Regions from separate parts of the Homo sapiens genome. Here region 2 is linked to region 1. A link is a contact called in ENCODE Hi-C or POLR2A ChIA-PET data. All regions are on one chromosome and are shown on one strand. Each heading gives the region's core, a stretch centred on a gene start or an enhancer-like site at or near the end of the contact. The rest is flanking DNA. Distances are from core to core; before and after follow the strand shown. Region 1 overlaps MIR3681HG (MIR3681 host gene). Region 2 overlaps LOC100506474 (a long non-coding RNA gene).

What was found. Hi-C counts contacts between places; a loop is a spot of excess contacts on that map. ChIA-PET counts read pairs that join two places held with the same protein, here RNA polymerase II (POLR2A). Pooled maps may share reads with other maps.
Region 2: a pooled map shows a loop between it and region 1 (5-fold over the local background). The contact joins two enhancer-like sites. A Hi-C loop is called at or near these places in 2 of 50 pooled maps. POLR2A ChIA-PET finds 5 or more read pairs at or near these places in 2 of 52 experiments (IMR-90 and activated CD4-positive, alpha-beta T cell).

Annotation. Positions count from the first base shown.
Region 1 is chr2:12,123,407-12,129,236 of GRCh38, forward strand. All of the region lies in intron 2 of MIR3681HG (MIR3681 host gene), which reads left to right. Among named protein-coding and RNA genes, the nearest start is that of MIR3681, 73 kb to the right of the region's middle. Within about 2 kb of position 4,290, at least 5 of the 41 ENCODE cell types and tissues checked have a DNase peak (open chromatin) inside an H3K27ac peak, as active enhancers do.
Region 2 is chr2:12,962,423-12,967,738 of GRCh38, forward strand. It overlaps LOC100506474 (a long non-coding RNA gene), which reads right to left. Exons shown (of 6, transcript NR_038434.1): 6 at 4,360-5,316. Among named protein-coding and RNA genes, the nearest start is that of MIR3125, 230 kb to the left of the region's middle. Within about 2 kb of position 3,174, at least 3 of the 41 ENCODE cell types and tissues checked have a DNase peak (open chromatin) inside an H3K27ac peak, as active enhancers do.

The DNA.
Region 1 (5,830 bases), core at 3,040-5,539:
ATATTCCCATATATATACACGGGAGTTAATTATTAACTTACATGATCACAAGGTCCTGCAATAGGCTGTTTGCAAGCTGAGGAGCAAGGAAAGCCAGGCCGAGTCCCAAAATTGAAGAACTTGAGGGCAGGAAGCATCCAGAATGGGGGAGAAAGACGTAGGCTGGGAGGCTAGTCCAGTCTCTCGTTTTCACGTTTTTCTGCCTGTCTTATATTCGATGGCAGCTGATTAGATTGAGCCCACCAGATTAAGGGTGGATCTGCCTTCCCAAGCACACTGACTCACATGTTAATCTCTTTTGGCAACACCCTCACAGACACACCCAGGATCAATATTTTGTATCTGTCAATCCAGTCAAGTTGACACTCGGTATTAACCATCACACTTTCTAAAGGCAGATTTTGGTGGTCATGATTTATGGCATGCAACCTACGTGACAAGGTCTGAGCTAAGAGAAGTAGAGGTAGCTGGAAGGAATAGATTTGAAAGATATTCCATTGGCAGAATTGACATGGTGCCAATAGATGTGAATGATGAAGAGAAGGGAGTTGAAGATGGTGCTGTTTTCTGCTTGAACCACCAAATGATGGGCCTTTCTATAAGTTGAGCTCTTGAATGAGGGATGAGTGTTATTGGAGTGGAGAGAATTGACCTGCATGTTCCACAACTCCCCCATACACGCCATTCCCCTCACCCAGGCAGGCTGCCCGTCCAGCTCTCACTCTCCCTCCAACAATTCAGCAATGCCCACCTCTAAAGCTCAGGCTATTCTCCAATTCAGATCGTCCCTGCACATTTTGACTGATTGACAGCTGCTTCATCTCTCAAGATTTATTTGATGTTCTCTTTTCTGCAGGAATTTCCCTTAAGCCCAGCCCTCTGACCAAGTGTTGCCCCAGGACTCTCATGTCATTTAGAAACAGGGACCATGGAGACATGTAGGTACATTCTATATACCATGCATGGTGTATAGAATTTCAAGACTTGGCCAGGTGTGGTGGTGCATGCCTGTAATCCCAGCTACTTGGAAGGCTGAGGTGGGAGAATTGCTCAAACCTGGGAGCGGAGGTTGCAGTGAACCAAGATGTCACCACTGCACGCCAGTCTGGGTGACTGAGTGAGAATGTCTTAAAAAAAAAAAAAAGAATTTCAAGACTTGATCAATCATTTGTATATTTGTGTGTTGTAATAGAGACAAACTGTTTTGAGAAAACTCTTGGATTTTCCTTTTGGATAGACATTTGACCCCATTTTGCACAAAACACATGATCCTCTATTCTCCTAAATGTCTTGGATAGAGTTATGAGTTTTCACAAATGAATGGAAACCCTACTATTTGCTTGTTTGGGCTTCTCCTTCAATCCATGACATAAAGCAATGGCATTTGAGGCAGTGAATTGAACCTTAATCCTTGACTGCTTTATCAAAAGCCTGGATAATGGAAGTGATATTTATGAGGACTTGTTTGAAGGGCATGCTGTTTATCCCTTCCTCTAGTTGTGCTAATTTTTATTCCTGCATCAAGCTGTGCACTTGGACCATATGTTCTTAGTCCCCAGCAGAATTTTCATGCATTTTAATGTTATTTCCTTGGCTTACATCCAGAGATATTATACATAATGGCTTTATGAAAACTATTACTGTGTGGGATGTCTTTGAGGTAGTGTGCGTTAGGTCCTTGCTCCAGCTTCCTTCTAGATGAAGCCTAGAGCAAGGGCCAGGAAAGACTTTGCTTCCTCTGAGGAGCTGGGACACTTTTTACTTTGTGGTAACAAGACTGACTGTATCTTGGTTTTTGGATTGATCATAGGAAGCGCAGAGCCAAATGTACAGGTGAGTTGTAGCAACCATGAAAGCCTCTATGGTTTGCACAAAGGGAATGAGTAGAGTTAACAGAGTGGAAGCACCTGTGGACATTGCTAGCCCCACAGAAAGGGAGTGGGGAGAATAGCAGAGACATCAATCATTTAATAGGCTGAGAGTTCTTGCTGCTGGCATTCTCCAATCCCCCAACCTGGACAGCTTTCTATTTTGATTCTCACCTGCTTTATGACTGTGGCAAGTAATCAACCTTTTCCTGACTTTGGCTTCTTGTAAAGTGAGGGCTTACATGAGAGGCTGTCCAATTGGAGGTTAATTAGAGGCCATCTCAGAGCGTGTCTTGATGATGCCTTCCTTCCCAGGTCCTTGGCCCCTACCCTTCCTTATTCTCACTCCCACCTCTGCCTATTCTGAGATAACACCAGGTGCTTCTCCACACAGGTGAGTCCTGTCTACTGCAGGCGTTCTGAAACTTAGCTACACAGTAGAATGATCTGGGGAGATTTAAAACAGTCCAATGTCCCAGCTGGCATCCTTTACAGAATAAATTAGTCTCTGAAGTGGGACCCTGGCACCTTTATTTTTTACGGTTCCCCGGATGAGGCCATTGTGAAGCTGCATTGGAGAACCTGTACTTTTGCAACTTTACTGTCCCTTTGAATTGCCTGGGGATCTTTTAAGTGCAGATTCTGACTCAGTGGGTTTGAAGAGAGGCCTGAGAGTTTACATTTTTAAAAAACTTTTAGATGATGTGATGTTGTTGGTTCCTGTGTCACACTCTGAGTGGCAAGGTGAAGACACATATTTGGTGGATAATGCAAAAAAGGAAGGACACCTGACTCAGTCCCGCTGGAGCCCAGGGGAGGGGGAACCAGCATGCTGAAATGAGCACAGCCATGATCTGCATTCTGCTTCACTGAGCTATTGACAAAGTTAAGTTCAGTGTGAGGCCCGGAGTTTTGGGGGAACCATGAAGCCAAGCATATTCTGTAACCAATGAGGCTGAGAGCACCTTAGAAACACATTCACTTTTCCAACTTCAGAATCTAAATCATCATAGGTGTTTGCTAAATGAGTAAAGAGATGCGGAACAGGCACTCTCTTCTTTGAGGGCAGAAAAGGACCCACTTTATTGCTATAGTGTGACTTGAGACAAGGATTCTGTCTCAGGGTGTTTCATGAAGAAAAGATAAGGCGTGGTATTAGATTCAGGGTCAGGCTCCAGCCCAAGCTGAGGTCCAAAGGGAGTGGGTGACTGAATGGCAGATAGCTGAAAGAACACTTGGGGGTGCCGTAGGTAGGTGAAATACAGCTTTATTCAGCAGCTCTCTCATCAGCAGTTCTCTTACCCTGTCTGCTCTGTCTCGGCTACTTGCTCTGGTCACTCCCATGCACAGTTGTGCAGCTGGCTCTCCCTTTAGGGTCAGCAGCTTAACTCTCTCTCTGGACATTAGTGCTCATGACTGATACTCTATCTTACAGGAAAATGACATTTGCTATTATGTGATTCAAAGCATACTTGTTAATTATCATATTTTTAGCAGATACATAACATCCATTTTTAGAACATTCAGGAAAAAAAGTCATGTCTTTGAAGACATGTCTAGGTTACAAAACTCTGGGTAGTCATATAAGAGCTTTCTTTTCTCTTTCTTCTCCCCCTTTACTTTTGGTCAATTATAAGCCAGAATGAAAAGACGTAGTTGACTTCAGAATGGTGACTTACTCCAACCAAGAGAGAGTGTTGCTGTATAACACTGCATTTTCAGTGTGTGCAGGAAGTATGATGGTTGGGGGACTCTTTGCCATGGTTATGTGATCTCATGTCAAGGACAGGCTGTTATGAACTGTTACCCCCTAAAATTCATATTTTGAAATTGATTCCCCAATGTGATAGTATTTGGAGGTGGAGCCTTTGGGAAGTGATTAGGTCATGAGGGTGGAGCCCTCATGAATGGGATTAGTGCCCTTATAGGAAAAGGCCAGAGAGCTAGTACCTCTCTTTTCATCATGTGGGGACACAGCAAGAAGTCAGAAGCCTACAATCCGGAAAAGGACCCTTGCCTGAACCTGACCATGCTGGCACCTGATCTGGGGCTTCCAGCCTTGGAACTGTAAGAAATGAATTTTAGTGGTTCATAAGCCACTCAGTTCACAGTACTTAGTTATAGCAGTATAACTTAATAGTAGCCCGAATGAAGATGGAGATTGTGTTTGAAAGCAGGTGGATGTAGCCAACTGTATAGTTCCAATAAAAGGAGTGGTAGTTTGATAATAGAGGGGGGAAAATGAAGACTGATTTCATGCATTGAGGTTTGATTTACATTTTTGCTATCAGAGTTTATTTCCTGCTTTAAATGGAATCATTCATGGTGAAGAATAAATCAAATTCTGCTTGAATTTTCACAGTCAGGATTGGGTGTTTTCTCTTTTTAAGACTTAAAAAGGAGCCAGGCTCACTGTTACTTCCTGTGCTGTCACCTGAAGCAAAGCAGAGTCTGAAATTCACCCTTAAAGAGACAGAGCAGGGGAACAGAAGATCTTGCTTGCAATCATAGACTCACTTTTTCCCTTTTCTCTTTCTTAAAAAAAAACCCCGCATTTCTCATTTTCCTTCTTTCTAATTTCCCCCTTTCTCTTAGGTGGAGTAAAACATGAGCTTCCAGAACTAGGTAGTGCAGTGAGCAAAGTGGCTGTATTTCTTTCTACAAATGTGCACTTCCTGTTCATGTTTTGCAGGTCACAGGAACGCCTGTGTGGCTTCAATCTGCCTATGTCCCTTCACTGTGGGGTAAACTCACATCAGGCTTGGAGGTTGGCTGATGGCATGCTGCTGACCTTTATTAAAACTTTTGTGTGTCATATTTTTTGGACCTCTTTCCCTCCAAGAGCTTCTACTGCAATCCAGAATGGAACCCTTGAGGATGAACGCTGGTGTCTTGGCACTTGTGCGACTATGTTCTACTCCCATCAGGGGTCCTGTCCCTCGGGACTTTGATACAATTTCTTACTCACTTCAAAGGAGGGTATTCTGGATAGTGCCTTATAAAGCATGTAATACGTGAATAAATTCTCGTTGGGAAGGGAGCCCTGTTTAGGGACTTCATCTGGAATGTGCTAAAAAGCAAAACAAAGTAATTTAAAAAAAGTCAGTCAAGCCTTCCTATTTAGAAGAGTAGACCACAAAGTTAGGGCTAGAATCTGGAATAGGGTTGGAGTTGAGAGTGGAAACTGATCTGCGTAATTAAGTAACAGGAATTTGTAGGGATTTGGAGTCTTCCTGATGCATTGCATAGGGAAGGTGGAAATTACGTGTGTGTGTGTGTGTGTGTGTGTGTGTACACGTATAGATAATGAAGAGGAGTGCAAAGGAAATAGTTAAAGAAGAGAAAAAAAGTCTTGGTAATGAAAGGAAGTCCATCAATTTAAAACTAGAAACTGTGCAATTCTTGGCAAGGATGGCGGAAGAAAGGGTTAATGAAGAAAATAGGTGAATGAATTGTGTGTGTACCATGCACATGGTGCCATGGTTCACTATCAATATTCAGTAAGTGTCTGGTTTCCAGGAAAGCCTGGTATCAGGGTTGCTCTGAGGAATAAAAGAGAGAGTTTGAGTTGCACACCAAAGGGGTTGAGGTGATGGAAGAAAGCCAGCAGCCTTAGGAAGTGAGAAAACTAGCAACTCCTGGGAGTCATAGGAAGCAGGAATGTGGAGCCAGGGTGGGGAGGAGAAAGTAAGCCCTTGGAAATCTGGAAGAGACTGGGTTTTCCAGTATATGTGGAATGGGGACTTAGGTCATTTAAAGTGGATTTACTAGGAAAGGTTGAGCTCAGAATGCTGGAAGACTTGGGGACATGTGGGTTAAAAGCTTTAGATATGAAGACATTGAGCAGGACTCATAGTTAATAATCATAGCTAACACATGAAGAGTGTTTACTAAATGCTAGGCACAGTTTTAAGACTTCATTAACCCAGTTTCTTCAATAACTGATGAAGCAGATGCTTTTA
Region 2 (5,316 bases), core at 1,924-4,423, 840 kb after region 1:
ATGGACTTAACCCACGTTTATCTTTGTTAATCCTTTAAGAACACTATCTAAACAATAGTAAAAGAGCATGTGGGAAGGACTGTAAGGGCAAAGAAAATGTGAGAGTAGGAAGGCAATTTCAGAAGGTATAAGGCAAATGAAGGAAGCCACATTTTAAGCTGGCAATTAAGAAAGCCCAGAAGCAAACACATTTACATTGCATAAATCTAAGAGATCCAGGGATTAGTGCTTCCAGGTGTGTCTAAAAAGGGGTAAAGATGGGACTATAAACAGGAGTGATTGTTCCTATATTTGAAAAGCATTTAGATATACATACTTTATCACACTTCCTGGATCCTGGTTACTTTTTTTCTCCCCAACCCTAGAATGTGGTTTGTTTTCTATAGAAGTAAAGCACAGTCTTGTACCTGGGGGACATAAGACACAGTTGAATAATATACAGATATCAGAGAGCTAGCTGAAGATTTAACAATGGTGGGACTTTTCACTTTTCTTTCTCTTGGACTATTAGCTATTAACCCAGACCAAGCCTTCAAGAAGATTTTAAGAGGCTTCCTGGGAATCTGAGCAACTCAACAGAAAAGAGCTAAAGTTTTTGACAATGGAGGATCCCCACAAAATGACCCAGTCAGATTATAATTTCAATCAGATTTCCTCATCTGAACCATGGTCTCCAGAAAATGAGTTTGGTGACCATTTTCTAAATTTCCCCATGGCGCGTTAGTGTATTATCAGTAATAATATTATTAGTGTATTGCTCATACAGTATATTCTAGTTTCATAGAAGAGAAATTAATTCATTATGTAGATAGACTCCTGAGGGAATTAGGAATTAATTTTCATAGAACATCTAGTTGAGAAGGCAGAGCAAGACCATGGTCAGACCAAACACCACACAACTTCCGTTCTGTTTTTTGGTGCCCTGATTTTAAACAGCAATCACCAGGAATCACCAGTCCTGAGAAATGCATTCAATATGAAATGAAGACAAAACCAACTGGTAAAAACTTAGTAACTTAGAGAAAACTGAAACTATGACTCCTTTCAGGGCAAAGAAAACATTTAAAAAATGAAGTTATTATCACCAGAGAAAATTTGTTTAAATGCTGTATTCATGAAACAGTGGTAGGTTGTTCTTAAAAGAAACTTTTAGAGAATTAAATAAAGCTTTGGAAATTAAAAACAAGATGGCAGAAATAAAAAACTTAAAAAAAGATTAATAAGAAGAAGCAGCTAAGTAATTAGAACAAAAAGTCAAAGTAGAAAATAGGAGGTGAGGATTAGAAAAGTACAGGAGGAATAGAGATTTCTCAACATCTGAATAACAGGAGCTTCAGAAAGAGAGACTGGAAAAACAGAGGCAAGGAAATCATCCGAGGAATAAATCAAGAGGTATTTTCAGAACTGAATAATAAGAATTTTCACAGGGCCCACCATGCACCCAGAAAAACAGATGAAAATACAGCCATAGGCTTTCCACAATATACATCATCTGAGATTTCAGGATTGATGGCAGAGAAGATAGGATAAGCTTCCATGCAGAAAAAAGTGGACTTCCAAAATTGGTACAAAAATCAAAATGTCATTGCTTCCTCATCAATAACATTGGAAGTTAAAATAAAGTGAAAAATGTATTTGACATTTTCAGAAGTTGATTTTCACCCTTGAATTTGATATTCAGGCAAATTATCAATTAAGTATGAGTATAGAGTAAAGACACTATCAGAAATCTAATTTCTGAACAATGTTACTCGTCACATCTCAGGAAGCTATCAGAGTATGGCCCTAAACCAAAATACCAGAATTGAAAATTTAAGAGTAGAAATATTAACATATTTTGAGGCTATAAAAGAAGCTATAAAAATAATATATTAAGAGTTAAAACTGAGTATCTCTGAGAACTAAAAATAATTGTTTTCAACGTTCTTTATTGAACTGTTCTACAATTTCAATTATATGCAAGTATAATTTTAATAAAAATAAAACTAATTTTACAAGTGGGTACGATAATGTAATTAAGATACCTTGCACATATTACTATATCTATAACTTCTACATTTTACCCAATTGTCCAAGTATTAATTAGGTGGAACCTTGAACAAGTCATTGTCCTTGCTAGGTTTGAGTTTACTAACTCAAGAAAAAAGTATTGACCTACATTACAATCCTTTTAAAAACCCCAGGAATTTATTAATCTACTTAATATTTACTAAGACTTCAGTGGAAAGTTATATGGATACTGTCTTTAAATATTGTTAAATTTTTACCCCCGATTTTAACTCTTTATCATAAGACTGATAATTTGGCAAGCAAATATAGCAAGCAGAATCTAAAATATATTTTCAACTTGTTATTTGATCAAGTGGAGTATTGAGAAAAATGTAACTTTCACATCTTCTCGCAATCTATAAAAGGTCAACATTACTACCTTTTCTTTCTCTTAGTAGTAGGAAGTACCCCAACTTTGTAGAAAGGGTATGGCCAAGGCTATCAACACAAAAGCATTCTCTCAAAATTTAGAAACTGAATACCATTTAAGAAGCTTGGCAATTTCACATCCATAAATCTGTTTCACAGTGCCTGGTCCACAGTGGACTTTCAGTGAATGCTAGTTTATAGAATCATAAAACCATGGCATGTAGTTTGGAGACATTTAGAAAGAAAGAAACTTCCGGAGAGCCATGGCTTCCATACTCTACTACCCAACTGAAAAAATGCTATTCCTAAAAAAGCATGTGCCTCTGCTTTAGTGTCCTTTGCCTATGGCCCCTCCCTCTCCCTCCCAGCCCTTCACTTCTCTGAACTGGTTCTTTGTCCTTGCAAGCAAATCAAAGGGAAATTGAAATTGATCTCAGGGATGATGGCTGGCTAGAGTTAGAAACAGGAGATCCTGTGAGTTCGGATAGTTTCTATGACCCCTCCTTCCCATCCACCGCGCCCCCCACCCCGCACACCCCACACCCAATTCAATTAATTTCAAGTTGAAACAGATTTATTTATACTTATATTTTCCAGAATATTCTTCTGAAATTTTCTTGATTTAGGCTAATTTCTAAGTGCTTTCCTCCTTTTTATTTTAAAAGAAACTTGAGACCCTGGTCTCTATTAAAAAGGAAGAAAGCATCATTGATGTCCATCTTCCCTCCAGCTACCCTGAATTTGAGCAGACTGCATGACTCATCTTTCCTAGAAATACAACAATGAGATCATCATGTCTGTTTCCTTCCTACTCTGAGTACAGTTGAATTGGTTTCCTCTGTGTTCAGAGATAATTTTTTTTTCTGAAAAGCCCTTTGCTTGTTAATACACAAGAGTTTAATTATATATTTAGAACACAGCATGGAAGAAAATGAGCAGTGATTAATACATTCTGTTTTTTCTTCAGGCAGCTCAATCTCTACTTCCAAAACTAAAATTGTATAAATCATAGAAGGAGATACATCTGCATTTTATTTTAACACCTCCTGTGATAAAGAACTCACCACTTCCACAGGAAGTTAATTCTGCTTTTAACAATTTCTTTAGATAATTTTTGCTTGCAGGGACCTAAAATCTGATGGCTTCTGACTTCAGCTTTTTTAGCTCTATCCCTGAAATTTACAGCCAAGGAGAATATTTCTGGCCCTTTTCCAGGTGATATATCTTCAGATATTTGCAGACAATTATCATATCACATGATCTGACCTACATGAAGTGTAAATTTCTTAGAACATGGTCTGCTTCACTTTAGATATTTAGTTGTACTGCCAGATTAACAATCTTGCCTGAATTAACAAACAAATTCAAATAACTGATCTACATTTCTGTAAATGACTATTTCATCAAATTGAAAATTTACTACTGCAGTAAAGCCAAATATCTGGACAAATAAGTTTTGCCTGAATTGCATGGAGAGTTTGGGATTGTTGTTATATAAACAGTATCTAGACCATATATGTTACAAAACTATAAGCAATTCTATATTTTTATTGTTTTTACCTTTCTTCATAAAAAGTATTGTCTAAATCAAGTTATTGCATCAATCCATATACAATTCAAATATGAAATTCTCATTCATTGATTTTTATATTATTTGTACACAAACAGAATGTAACAAAATGTATGATACTTATTTCTGTATTTCCAAGATATTAGTATTCAAATATCGTTCTACCAGTACATTCTCAGATTCTCTTTGAAATTGAAGTTGAATAGAATGCCAGATTTATCTCAGGTGCAAAAATATGGTTGTCAAATAAACAAACAAAAAGAACTAACACAAAACAGAGAATTAAGAAAATATCTCAGTAGCCCAAATAGCATTCCAGTTATAGACATCCATACATGAGAAAGCATAAAATGAAATGGAGTTATTAGATATTCAATCTGGAAAGAACTTTATTATTTCTCATAAAAGCTTAGGGGCAACATTAAGTACATTTTCAAAAAAATCTTGAGAGCACAGACTCATAATTTTGAAGCTCAAATAAGACTTCAGAGGTATATAAAGAGCACTGGACTAAGAGTCAAGATACCTTGGCTCAAGGTACAACTTTGCTATTTATTAGCTGGTCCTTGACATGACCAGGTTAGCAAGGTAGAAAGATTACAAAGGTTGGCATGAAGAAGGTAGGCTTGTATGAGTGATGGTGGATGATAACAAATCTGGGGAAATGAAATGAACTACAGACAGGACACATGCGATGTGCTTCAGAGTATGCAGCTTTTCCAATCAAGGAAAGCTTCGTGCAGGAGGCCAAACAGAACCTGAACGCTGCAGTATGACCTCAGGGACTCACATCACTTTCTGAAATATCTAACAAAAATCGCATTTCTGCTGTTGCACTCTGAATTCCTAGAACTTGTGCGTGAACCATTTCACTGCATTCATTTTCCCCATGTTATTCTTTAACCAGCCTTCTTTCTTGATCACATTCCTAGATCTGAGATGTTTTCCTTTCAGTCTTTTCGGCATAAGACCTAATTACATAGCTAGTTGTCCAGTAATGTCTGGGAAGAGAAAAACCTTAAGTTTGTCATCTCTCAGTAGGACACCCCGGCTAAAGCCTTCTGGACACAGCAAGGATATTGTCTTCTCTCTCTTATAATCCTGTTGTATCTTCCACACATAGCATAATCAGCTATAAAGTTTTCCAATTCTTCAAAATAATTACTACCACATTTCTCAGAGATTTTCCAAGATTTCCTCAAAATTGGGAAAGTATTGATTCAGCTCAGTATTGATTCAGTCTAGTATTGATTCAGCTTCACTTATCACTTTCAGTGGATGGGTGGTCTTCACATGTACTGGACAGGTCCTCACTTAAATAAGATTTA